Linked DNA regions of Homo sapiens: region 1 is linked to region 2. Evidence: read pairs that join two places in POLR2A ChIA-PET (ENCODE). Cell type or tissue: PC-9. All regions are shown on one strand. Region 1 overlaps PRKCE (protein kinase C epsilon). Region 2 overlaps SRBD1 (S1 RNA binding domain 1).

The links. ChIA-PET counts read pairs that join two places held together with the same protein. Peaks named below come from ENCODE experiments on the same cell type or tissue, not always from the same donor. Only the 100,000 strongest peaks of a DNase experiment are listed, where the experiment ranks them.
Region 1: POLR2A ChIA-PET joins it to region 2 with 7 read pairs; 2 of 35 experiments call an interaction of 5 or more read pairs at or near these places.

Annotation. Positions count from the first base shown.
Region 1 is chr2:45,814,282-45,816,781 of GRCh38, forward strand. All of the region lies in intron 1 of PRKCE (protein kinase C epsilon), which reads left to right. Among named protein-coding and RNA genes, the nearest start is that of PRKCE-AS1, 140 kb to the left of the region's middle. In PC-9, no CTCF peak of the experiment used is centred here; a DNase peak (open chromatin) is centred at 1,290.
Region 2 is chr2:45,427,757-45,430,256 of GRCh38, forward strand. All of the region lies in intron 16 of SRBD1 (S1 RNA binding domain 1), which reads right to left. Among named protein-coding and RNA genes, the nearest start is that of LINC01121, 170 kb to the left of the region's middle. In PC-9, no CTCF peak of the experiment used is centred here; no DNase peak of the experiment used is centred here.

The DNA of each region.
Region 1 (2,500 bases), 390 kb after region 2:
TAAGGAGCCATTTTCCTAGAGAATCTCAGACCTGAGTAATTGGATGCCCCGATACCCTTGCCTCGCAGCCAAGGGTCGTCGGGGGCTCTGCAGAAGTGCTCCCTGCCTGGAAGGCAGTGGTTTGCTGATTGCAGCTGGAGGTCAGAGCCTTACCTCTGTCCTGATCTCTGGTTTCATCCCTGGCAACACTGCTGGGGGCTGAGTTCACTCCTCCTCCAGAGGGATTTTAGAAATCTTTTATGCTGAAAACCAGGAAGGCAAATAAAACTCATGGACAAAATATGTACTTGTACATGGAAAAGGAGGGATGGGATACTCCCTCATCACCACCGATCTGGAAGAAAACGAGGAGCACCAATTCTCCTGGGGTCTGTGCTATTCGGGGGTGTGAGCCAGGCATCTTGATTCTTTTAGACCTCAGGCACATTCAGGTTGGGTGCCAAGAATATTTGGTGCAACAGAGTTGCTGACATGTCCTAGCTCTGGACAGTGTCTTGTAGAGTACTTCATCCTCTCTGGAGGGAGGAGGGAGGGGAGTTTTCATAGCACCTTAGCCACAGGCTGCAGTTGTCCTGATGAGCCCTTATTAGGAGAAGAGACCCAAGAAGGGTCCCGTGCTTTGGAGGCTGTGGCAATGTGACTTCTCCAAAAACCAACAAGGTGTTGGTTTGGGTGTTCTCTAAGTTCCTTTCTGCTCCAAAGCTCCATGTTCCTGGTTGGAGATGGCTTCAGCTCACTCATTTACAGCAGGAGATCAGAGGTCTCTGTTCCCACCCTGTGTGATAGAATTAAGCATCCTCCCCATGGGAGAATTACCCTGTGGCATAATTTAGTCCCCAAGCCAGAACCTCATTACCATTTAAGAAGGCACTAATCTCATAAGAGGATTATGCAGGAAATTTGATACACCAGTTACCCCCCTTCTTTGGTCTCTCTTCAGTGGTTCAGGGTCAAGAAAATAATTTTTTTTTACAATGTTTATCCAGAAATAATTTGACAAAGTGTTAGTTCTAGAACCTAAAGAAAGCAGTATGTTCTTTGAGCTGCAAGTGTAGCAGGCAGTGATGCCAGAGGATTCTGAATCCTTTGTTCTCCTCAGAAGCTGAGGGGGTGCATTCCCAGACTGCCCCAGCCTACGCCATTCTCTCCCCTGATTGTGTCCTACATTCCCCTATTCTTAGTTTGCAATTGGTTGTCTCCTGTCAGGTTCCAATCCCTAGGTGCTTTGTCTTTTTCTTCCTCGGTCCCCTCCATTAGATCTCAGTAAACAAGTGCCCAAGAAGCACTTCCTGACCAGTCACTTTGCAGTGGAAGATAGCCTAAGTACAAATCCCTCAGGCAAATGTAAACAACCAGGTGTTTGTAGCCAGACTCCATGCAGGGAGATGTTTTATGGATAGAATATCCCAGCAACTATACTACTTTCTATATCTTATTTGTAAGGAATAACTAGGGAGGTTGTTGAGGAATGACATGGATCTAGAGTGGAAAATCACTACTTCTAGTAACTCCTCCTTTTAGAACTAGTAGATTCTAGTTCTGCCTCAGCTGCCTTCCAGTTAGGTGACCTTGGGTGTCATCCTCAAGTCCCAGTTTCTCACCTGTTAAGTGGGAGCACTGGTATCCATTCCACAAATCCCATGCCAGCCCTGGGCTGAAGAGTGTGAATGCCAAGAGCTACAAATGAGAAGCCAAGAGTGTTGATGGTACCTTTATGGCGATTAATGCAAGACACATCCCAAGTACATTTGGGGCTCTCATTTAACCATTTTCTCTTGGCCTGTAAAGAGTACTGGAAAGGCACAACTTTACTTATGCTTGTATTTATTTATCTGTTTGCTTTTTATCACAGCTACCAAAATCCCTACAGTCATCAAGGCCTGGCACTGCGTCATACAGAAGTTTCATGTGTGGACTTTCCCAGTGAGAGTGATTTCAGGATCTGCTTGAGGGGCTTTACTTACCTCTTTGCTGGGCTCAGCCCTGCTATGAATATAGAAGGAGAATTCATCCTAGATGACCAGGCTGAATGATATTTGTTCACTACCCCCTGGAGTGTCACGAGGTTTAAAGTTTTTGGAGTGTCCTGGTGCTCCGGAGCTGGGAAAGCCATCAGTGATTGTTTTTCCTGGGGATGAGACAGCATGGGCTTCATCCCTACAGTGCAGGGGTGGATAACTTGGCACCTCACCATCCCTAACACCCAGAGGTGCCTTTTTGTGTCAACTAGGGAGCTGGCAATCTAGCACTGGCCAGACTCCAGACTTCTTGTGAAACTCCTGGATTTTGTTTGTTTTGTTTTCTTTCCTTAGCCTTAGATTCATGCCATATTTTTATGATCATTATGCCAGGGCTTTGTCTTTGGAGCAATCTTCCTTTCCTCTGTGCACTCTCTTGCACAGCCTATTCCTGTACCAGGGTATCCCCAGCGCCACCCTGCATGGCCCTAGCCCCATGGATCAGATGGCCCCTTCCCAGCCTTCTCACTGCCCTGTTACCT
Region 2 (2,500 bases):
TTATCCACTGAGATCAAGTTGGCTTCATCTCTGGGATGCAAGCCTGGTTCAACATACACAATACCCAATACAGCTGCACCCAGATTCATAAAGCAAGTTCTTAGAGACCTACAAAGAAACTTAGACTCCCACACAATAATAGCGGAAGACTTTAAAACCCCACTGTCAATATCAGACAGATGAATGAGACAGAAAATTAACAAGGGTATTCAGGACTTGAACTCAGCTCTGGACCAAGCAGACCTAATAGACATCTACAGAACTCTCCACTACAAATCAACAGAATATACATTCTTCTCAGCACCACATCGCACTTATTCTAAAATTGACCACATAGTTGGAAGTAAAACGCTCCTCAGCAAATACTAAAGAACAGAAATCATAACAAACAGTCTCTCAGACTACAGTGCAATAAAATTAGAACTCAGGATTAAGAAACTCACTCAAAACCACACAACTACATGGAAACTGAACAACCCGCTCCTGAATGACTACTGGATAAATAACGAAATTAAGGCAGAAATAAACTCACGCCTGTAATCCCAGCACTTTGGGAGGCCGAGGCGGGCGGATCACGAGGTCAGGAGATCCAGACCACCCTGGCTAACACAGTGAAACCCTGTCTCTACTAAAAAGACAAAAAAGTTAGCTGGGCGTGGTGGCAAGCGCCTGTAGTCCCAGCTACTCGGGAGGCTGAGGTAGGAGAATGGCGTGAACCCGGGAGGCGGAGCTTGCAGTGAGCCGAGACTGCGCCACTGCACCTCCAGCCTCGGCGACAGAACGAGACTCCGTCTCAAAAAAATAAATAAATAAATAAATAAATAAATACATAAATAAATAAATAAGTTCTTTGAAACCAATAAGAACAAAGACACAATGTACCAGAATCTCTGGGACACAGCTAAAGCAGCATTTAAAAGGAAATTTACAGCACTAAATGCCCACAGGGGAAAGTGGGAAAGATCTAAAATTGACACTCTAATATCACAATTAAAAGAACTAGAGAAGCAAGAGCAAACAAATTCAAAAGCTAGCAGAAGACAAGAAATAACTTAAGATCAGACCAGAACTGAAGGAGATACAGATACAAAAAACTCTCCAAAAGAATCCAGGAGCTGGTTTTCTGAAAAGATTAACAAAATAGACTGCTAATAAAGAAGAACAGAGAGAAGAATCAAACAGACATAATAAAAAATGATAAAGGGGATATCACCACTGATCCCACAGAAATACAAACTATCATCAGAGAATACTATAAACACCTTTACGCAAATAAACTAGAAAATCCAGAAGAAATGGATAAATTGCTGGACACATATACCCACCCAAGACTACACCAGGAAAAAGTCGAATCCCTGAATAGACCAATAACAAGTTCTGAAATTGAGCTAGTAATTAATAGCCTACCAACCAAAAAAGCCCAGGACCTGAAGAATTTGCAGTTGAATTCCACCAGAGGTACAAAGAGGAGGCAGTACCATTCCTTCTGAAACCATTCCAAACAACAGAAAAAGACGGACTCCTCCCTAACTCATTTAATGAGGCCAGCATCATCCTGATACCAAAACCTGGCAGAAACAACAAAAAAAGAAAATTTCAGGCCAATATTCCTGATGAACATCGATGCAAAAATCCTGAATAAAATACTGGCAAACTGATTCCAACAGTACATCAAAAAGCTTATCCACCGAGATCAAGTTGGCTTCATCTCTGGGATGCAAGGCTGATTCAACATACACAAATTACTAAACGTAATCCATCACATAAACAGAACCAATAACAAAAACTACATGATTATCTCAATAGATGCAGAAAAGGCCTTTGATAAAATTCAACACCCCTTCATGCTAAAAACTCTTAATAAACTAGGTATTTATGCAACGTATCTCAAAATAATAAGAGCTGTTTATGACACACAGCCAATATCATACTGAATGGGCAAAACCTGGAAACGTTCCCTTTGAAAACCAGCACAAGACAAGGATGCCCTCTCTCACCACTCCTATTCAACATAGTATTGGAAGTTCTGGCCACGGCAATCAGGCAAGAGAAAGAAATAAAGGGTATTCAAATAGGAAGAGAGGAAATCAAATTGTCTCTGTTTGCAGATGACATGACTGTATATTTAGAACACCCCATCGTCTCAGCCCAAAATCTCCTTAAGCTGATAAGCAACTTCAGCAAAGTCTCAGGACACAAAATCAATGTGCAAAAATCACAGGCACTCCTATACACCAATAATAGACAGAGAGCCAAATTATGAGTGAACTCCCATTCACAATTGCTACAAAGAGATTAAAATACCTAGAAATACAACTTACAAGGGATGTGAAGGACCTCTTCAAGGAGAACTACAAACCACTGCGCAAGGAAAAAAGACAGGACACAAACAAACAGAAAAAAACATTCCATGCTCATGGATAGGAGGAATCAATATTGTGAAAATGGCCATACTGCCCTAAGTAATTTATAGATTCAATGCTATCCCCCCCATCAAGCT